Linked DNA regions of Homo sapiens: regions 2 and 3 are each linked to region 1. A link is a loop called in an ENCODE intact Hi-C map of the cell type or tissue named here. Cell type or tissue: heart right ventricle. All regions are shown on one strand.

The links. Hi-C counts contacts between places; a loop is a spot of excess contacts. Peaks named below come from ENCODE experiments on the same cell type or tissue, not always from the same donor. Only the 100,000 strongest peaks of a DNase experiment are listed, where the experiment ranks them.
Region 2: it touches region 1 in a loop (2.7-fold over the local background); 25 of 110 quality-filtered maps call a loop at or near these places.
Region 3: a loop joins it to region 1, with 3 times the contacts of the local background. A loop is called at or near these places in 25 of 110 quality-filtered maps.

The regions. Positions count from the first base shown.
Region 1 is chr9:92,633,904-92,636,403 of GRCh38, forward strand. IPPK (inositol-pentakisphosphate 2-kinase) reads right to left here. Exons shown (of 13, transcript NM_022755.6): 10 at 1,255-1,405; 11 at 483-585. Among named protein-coding and RNA genes, the nearest start is that of IPPK, 35 kb to the right of the region's middle. In heart right ventricle, CTCF peaks have their summits at 989 (motif pointing left) and 1,191; a DNase peak (open chromatin) is centred at 958; H3K4me3 peaks cover 683 bases; H3K27ac peaks cover 1,692 bases.
Region 2 is chr9:92,506,663-92,509,162 of GRCh38, forward strand. All of the region lies in intron 5 of CENPP (centromere protein P), which reads left to right. The region is part of intron 6 of ECM2 (extracellular matrix protein 2); the gene reads right to left. Among named protein-coding and RNA genes, the nearest start is that of MIR4670, 20 kb to the right of the region's middle. In heart right ventricle, a CTCF peak has its summit at 1,523; no DNase peak of the experiment used is centred here; H3K4me3 peaks cover 313 bases; H3K27ac peaks cover 2,500 bases.
Region 3 is chr9:92,511,192-92,513,691 of GRCh38, forward strand. The region is part of intron 5 of CENPP (centromere protein P); the gene reads left to right. It overlaps ECM2 (extracellular matrix protein 2), which reads right to left. Exons shown (of 10, transcript NM_001393.4): 5 at 820-935. Among named protein-coding and RNA genes, the nearest start is that of MIR4670, 16 kb to the right of the region's middle. In heart right ventricle, no CTCF peak of the experiment used is centred here; no DNase peak of the experiment used is centred here; H3K27ac peaks cover 1,152 bases.

The sequences.
Region 1 (2,500 bases):
TTCACAGACCCAGGAAGTACAGGGCCAGTCCTCTTCCCTAAGAGACTCCTGCAGGCTGTCCCTTGGCCTCGGTTCTAAGGGAAGGAAGCCGCCCGCATACAGCCAGGGGCAGGGCAGAGGCACAGGTGGGGTCCCAGGACCCTGGCAAGGGCCTTGTAGCAAGGGACAGTTGGCAGAGAGCCTGTTGTGGGCTGCTGAGAAGGCATGCAGATGGGTTGCAGATCGGCCGCCCCTGGGGCCTGACCCCACCAGGAACGGGCCAGGGCAGAACTCAACCAAGGGAAATTCCCCTTAAAACCTCAATGCACCACCACCTGCCCCAGTTCATCTGGGAGAAACTTCAGCCACTTCTTTTTGATCCCAAGTTTTCTGCTTTAAACCTCAGGGGTAGGTAATGGAAAAAAAAATACAAAAAACAAAAAAACAGATTAGTGCTAAGAAGCTAAGGATCACACAGCAAGTTTTTGGATGGGTCTGCCCACCTTCGTTAGCGCGAAGGCCACTGTCCCGTCATCCTCAGTGGAAAGGTCAAGCAGCTTCTGGTAAAATGCTTCATCATAAGGCCCATCTATTTGTAAGGTTTTTCTGAAGAAGAAAGCACAATAAAAACAGGATGACAAAGCCGCACGGAGGTTGTTTCTTAAACTGCTAACAGTCTACAAAGCCCAGCACCACTAAACATCACACATTTTGTTTTGAAAAACACATAACAGATCTATCTCCCTCATGTTAAACATCAAGGTTTTTAACAGAACTCAGCAAGACCAGAACCAGCGAGCCTTGAAGCTGAGCCTTCTCCTGTTCATGACAAGTAGCATCCTGCGTCAGAGATGCAAGGAAGACCAGCGAGGAAGGAAGAGGATCCTGGCCCCGACTGGACACCGCGGGTGTGGACCCCAATGACCCGCAGTGAAAGCCCAGGACAGAGGCTGGGCTGACACAGAACGACCTGCAGGAGCGCTGCTCAGCTGTGGAGCAACACTGCCCTCTGCAGGCTCAGCCCCATCTTGGGGTTTCGAATTAGCAAGGTCACAGACGTGCTTTCTTTTCTAGAAACAAGTGACCCTGTTCCTCCTTTACAAGGCACTACATTCCAGAGCAGGCCTGGGCACCTGGGAGCGGAGGACTGGGGTAGGAAGTGGCCGGCATGCTTCATCCTCCTGGGAAGCTGTGCCTTGGGAGGCGCATTCTTACCCTGCCCACTCCCACAGTCTCCTCTCAGGGCTGCCCAACAGGGGGACCGCCCGACCTCACCTCTCCTCGGGAAACTCTTCCAGGTATCGCTCAACCCGGTTGTACAGAGGGTAGAGGCCTTCGATGTCCAGCAGGTCCAACATCTGCACCTGGAGGGTTTTGTACAGAAGACAGCCCTTCGGTAACCCCGAGCGCTCTGGGGTGTTTTTTCCTACCGAGAACATCAGGGGAAAACGAGAGCATGTTGATTATCAAAGAACGTGGAGGGAGACACAGGCCGGCGCAGACCGCAGGGCTCATCCTGGGCTCCGCCATACGGGCATCACCACAGGCAAGGACTGCACCCTGGACTGGCACTAAGGACAGACGAGATGACGCTCCCGCCTCACAGAGCTGCTGGAGCTGCAGCGTGCCTGGACCACACTGGATGCACCAGGCCAAGCACAAAGGAGGGAGCAAGAAATGCACATGTCCTGCCTCGTGGCTCTCCTCTCCCAACACAACTCTCAGAATGTCCTTTAGATTCCACCACAACAGCCCTGGAAGTCACTTTATGATCTAAGTTTAGACATAATCCTCATTTTAAGTCAGGTCACAAAATTTCTTCTTTTTCTTTTCTTTTTTTTTTTTGAGACAGAGTCTTGCTCTCTGTGGCCCAGCCTGGAGTGCAGTGGCGTGATCTCGACTCATTGCAACTGCAAGGCAAGGAATTTCTAAGATCCTGCTGACATCCTAAATCTGCAAGACCACTAAAGGAGGAAAACCCTGGGACACTGTCTGCAGAGTCCAGAGCCATGAGCCCACACTGAGAGGCAGGTAAGACCTGGGCTGGCGACAGGCACGAGCTCAGAACCAGCCACACAGAGCCACAGACAGGGGTCAAAGCCACTGACAAGGACCTGTTATATCATAGGGACAGAGGCAGAAACAAAACTCCACTTGCCACTCACAGTTGTTTGGCACCTGTGCTGTACAGGGTGCCAAGTGAGCTTGGGAGGTACCAAGTCCCAGATCATCTCCTGCCACTGAAGGGAGCAACCATCTCCCACAAAGAACCAAACTACAGGCAAAGACACAGTAAGAAAGGTGTCCATGCAGGGGGAAAACTGTAGTCAGCTGCAGATTTCACTAGGACCCGGCACGAAAATGCCAACATGCAGGGAAACAGGAGTAAAAGTTCACATGCCCAACTAGAGGGGATTTGTTAAAATTACAGCAGATCCATGCATGGTCAATAAAGAACAAAATGCATGTGATCTCCAGGCGCCGTGGCTTACGCCTGCAATCCTAACTTTCTGGGAGGCCA
Region 2 (2,500 bases), 130 kb before region 1:
AGAAGAAAAAGCAGTGTAGATGTGAGTGGTATGAAAGTGCCAGGCTCCTACAGACAGAAAGATTTAGATAGAAGTAGGAGGAACTTCCAAGCTGAAATAGCCAGCTGAGCACATGTAGGTGAAAGACCATGTGGGTTTGCTCAGGGAGAGAGGAGACTAGCCCTGGAGTGGCTGTGCACAGTGGAGTGAAGGTTGGTGCTCAGAGAGAAGTACACTGGGAGGGCCTTTTTTTACATTTTTTAAATTTTATTTTATTTTATTTAGAGACAGAGTCTTGCTCTGTCACCCAGGCTGGAGTGCAATAGCGTGGTCTTGGCTCACTGCAACCTCCGCCTCCCGGGTTCAAGCAATTCTCCTGCCTCAGCCTCCCGAGTATCTGGCATTGCAGGCCCCCACCACCACACTCAGCTAATTCTGGGAGGGCCTTTGCACCCTGGACAACAACGTCTGGCTCTCATTCTCTAGGCAGCAAGATGGGGATGGCAGGACAAGGGCCACATTTTACAAAGGTTAACCTGGTGGTGGTGCTCAGGATTAATGGAAGTGCTGAGCAACAGGAAGTAGCCAGGCCAGCCAGTAAATTGGGATAAGTGGTTATATTTCCTCATATTCTCTTTCATTTCCAAAACTAAAGGTACTGAGAATCTGACATCTTTCTCTAGTACATAGGTGAAGTTTTGAAATGCAGTGGAAGTTTTTCATTGAAAAATAGATAACAGAAATGAACTAGTGGCCATTACATGACTGAGAGAAAAAGAGAGAAACAGTGCAAATTCAGGACACTGTGTTTTCTTTTGCAATTATTCTCTGGTATATATAGGAAATAGGAGGTAACAGGAAATAGGATGGAGCTAGAGAACGTTTCTTGTAGGTGAGACTTGAGGTGGATGTTGAAAGGATTCATGGACAGGAAACAGGAAGTCTTCCATGGTGGGTGGTACCATGACAGGCTGTGGACATGGCAGGTGCCTCGATGTTCCTGGCAGGCAGCATCACATGGTCATCCACTAGAGCAGCCTCCAGGGCTCCTGATTTAGTTGTTTCAGTCATTAGTGACAACAAAAATGCTTTTAAAGCGTGCCTGGTTTTCCTCAGCTGTCCCTCCCTCCACCTTTCACACCTCTCTCTCAATTGTAAGTCCTTCCCTTTCTCCATAACACGTGTGCACATCTCAGGTGGACTCTGCTCCTCCTGCAGGTAAATTCCCTGCCCTTCAGCAAGGTGTGTGCAGCCCCTTGTGCTGCTCTTTGCTTGCCTTTCACCTTCACCGTGCCTGCTTGCAGCTCCCACAGTATCCCAAATTGTCTCATTTATTTGCATCTTTGTGCTGTTTTCTCTCCCTGGAGTGCCCTCCTTCCCCCTCTCTGGAGCTATAATCTGAAAGGTCATGAGTGAGGAGCCACCCCAAGAGAGATGACGGGAGAGCAGTGGGCCACCTGCTTCCACACAGAAGCAGGGTGCCCTCACAGCACTCCTGGCAGCCAGCCTGACCATCCACAGCATCAGGACTCCCAGCCAGGGGGAGCCCAGCACCCGAGGGGCCAGTACTGCAGTAGCTCTTAGAACTCAGCCCACCCAGGGAGTGCAGCCGGGGGTATCTGAGCCGGAGGACAGAAGCACTGCCGGCATGGGGCCGAGGCTCCTCGGGTGCTCGGACTGTGGAGAAAGGTGGGCTAAGAAAGGCAGGCAGACAGCCCGTTCACCCTGGCTTCCTGTCAACACTCTGGGAATCTAGAAGCATTTGTGAGTGAGGGAGGAGAAGAGTACTCTGGAAGGCAGTTCCAGGGGTGTGTGAAAGCACGTTCACAATCAGGAGTGCATGTTTTATAACATCTCATTTTGATAACCCAACTAAAAGTGTGACTGACTTATAGTTCATATACAGCCTGTTAGTACAGTTGTTCTAAATTGCTGACACCCTTTGGTCTTCAGCAGTTAGAAACTGAATTTTCTAATGTCTTTCCCATTTGGCAGTCTGCATCAAAATTTGTGTTTATTAATGTTTTTCTGTGTGTCCTGAAATCCATCTGGAAATTGAGTATTTCCATAACTAATCCTCAGATTTGGCAATTCTCATTATTATTGTTCTTTTCTCAATACCAGAAGTGTTTTGTTCCTGTGAAGTTTTTTGGGAGCTACAGGAAATAATTGAATTGTTTTATTCCTTTAAAGGCTTTGTTTAATAAATAACATAATAAATAAAAACATAATATGTTTCAAAGCAAGGAAACAGACAGTGTTGAGCACTGTACCTCAAGAGCTATGCTAGACTATTAGGAAGATAAAAAGAAAAGGTAGGCAGTCCTTGTCTCAAAAAAGTACACAGTACAATCAAAGGCATTAGCTAGAATTCATGAAAAGTAAAATGTGATAAAGCCTCTTCTATACAGAGTCACAATATGACAACTTCAGCTGTCTAGCACAGTCCCGAAACAAGCAGAAGAGGGGCCATTTCCAGCAATGTCGAGTGCACAGAACATGGGGCACGCTCACTAAAGGC
Region 3 (2,500 bases), 120 kb before region 1:
CTCGGCTCACTGCAACCTCCGCCTCCCGAATTCAAGCGATTCTCCTGCCTCAGCCTCCCGAGTAGCTGGGACTACAGGTGCATGCCACCACGCTCGGCTAATTTTTTGTATTTTTAGTAGAGACGGGGTTTCACCATGTTGGCCAGGCTGGTCTCAAACTCCTGACCTCATGATCCGCCCATCTTGGCCTCCCAAAGTGCCGGGATTACAGGCATGAGCCACTGTGCCTGGCCTGTTTTTTTTTTTTTTTAAATATATAATTAGTCCAATCTGTATCTTTCAAAGGTTTACTCTGTGCTGTTTCCTGTTCTCTCTCTTTCCCTCTTCTTCCCCAAGCTATCCCTAATTTTTATATGAGCCTATTTGTTTTTCCAGAACCCCCTTCTGCCAAAGTATCCTCCATCAGGTTTTGTTGATTGCACACACAAAAAAAGGAAGCAGTGTCTTGCTGGCCTGAAAAATGTTAACAGAGGTTCCAGATAGGCTCAATTTGTTTCCAGAAAATACTTCAGATGCTAAAAGACCAGATTTTAGCATGTTTTCAGTTACTTGGGAAGAAACTACTCCATAAATTAAAATCATTACTTTTGTCACTGATGCTATTGTTGGTGTCCTTACAGCAAAGCTAAAAGTATGTAAAATAGTAAACTATATTCAAGGGAAAACTTGAATTCAAATTAGGGACATCAGAGAGGAAACTTTCTTAGAAGAAGACTACCAATTAGAAGCATTTTCCTTTTCCTCCCTTCCCCATCTCCAACCAATGCAAGTCATAGTGAAGCCATTCATCCAAATAGACAAATCAGAGCATGTATTTACCTTGAATGCTTTTGGACCTATGCCTGAAGAAGTGATATTATTTTTACTCAGATCAAGCCTTTCCAAATTTGGTAATCCATTAAATGCTTCATCTGGGATGGAGGCGATGGAATTGCCTAGGACACACAGCGGTTATGTTTTAGGCATGTGTGCATATACATACATGTACACACATGTATGGGCATGTGTGCATAGATATCAAGAGAGAGCTTTGTCTGGAGGAGAAAGCAATACTCAGAACAAGGACAGAATATATATTATATAACCAAAGCATGTTCAGAAAAGTAACAAGCTGGAAATAGATGGTTTAACATAGTTGACATTTTCTCTCTAAGGATTCATCAAGCTGTAAATATATCATGGTTTAGATGAAGGTGCTTAACACAGCCAGAATGTGGTCTGCTGGAGAGTACTGGTAACATTGTACATTTACAACAAAGGTGTGGAAGGTTACACAGAAACTGATTTTTATTCTTCATATTTTCCCATAGCCATTTTCCTGGACTAGAAACATGCCTCTGTTTTTGTCCATGAATGCTCATGCCAATCACTCACCTCCTCTGAGCCTGTCTCCATCTCTGCATAAGAAGCTTGGGGAGATCATCTCCCAGACTCTCTCAGATCTAATGTTATGCCTCTACGGCTTCAATCTACAAAGGTTCCTGTATGCTTTAATTTTATAGGTTTTTGTTTTAACATTTAGTTAAGTTCAGTAGTCAATTTTTAAACCCGGAAAGTGAGCATACCAGTAGTACATACCATAAAAGCCACGTGGTGACCTTCTTATAAAACCATAACAGTGTAGCTCAGCATGGGTCATTTATCTTTTCCAAGGCTTTAGACTTTCACAAATGGGGTTTTCTTAGGGCAGAGCATACCTGGTGTATAGGCCACAGGAGGAAGGGACTTTCCTGAGCATGAGAGGAGTTCCTTAGGTGATCATATGAAAGTAGGATGAAATCCTTTGTCAGAGAGGCCATGGAAGCTTCTATTATGTTTGACACTGGCAGTGTGCTGTCACAGATGGCCATCTCTGCACAAATGTGTTGACCTTTTCAGCTTCCCTCACCCCAGCATCTCCAGGGACACCCGTGGCATGGGGGCCTCATTACCCAGACGAATGCTCCTGCTGCTCCCAGCACCCAAAGTGTCCCCACCAGCCAGCCTCTCACACCTGGTCCTGCTGTTGTTCCACTCAGAGCCCTCCCTGGTGGTCCTATGGAAACATGGGCAGAAGGTCTAGATGACCACATTCCCTCTAGAATGTCAAAAAGGAAGGGAGAAAACAACTGACAGTACCAAGTGCGGGCAGGCTGCAGAGAGGCAGGAGCTCCCCAGCATGCAGGTGGGAAAGGAACAGCCACTTTAGAGAACTGTGGGGCATTTTCTTATAAACTTAAACATGTATTTACCATATCCGCAGTCCCACTCCTGGGCATTGCCCTAGAGAAATGAACACTTAGGTCCACACAAACATCTGTACGTGGATATTTATAGCAACTTTATACATAATCACCCCAAACTGGAAACAACTCAGATGACGTTTAACTGATAGGAAACCCTGCCCCATCCACATGATGGAACACTACTTGGCAGAAGAGAGGAATGAACTACTGATACACAAAACAAAATGGGTGGCTTTCAAAAACATTAGAAGCCAGTCTGAAAGGGCTATGTATTG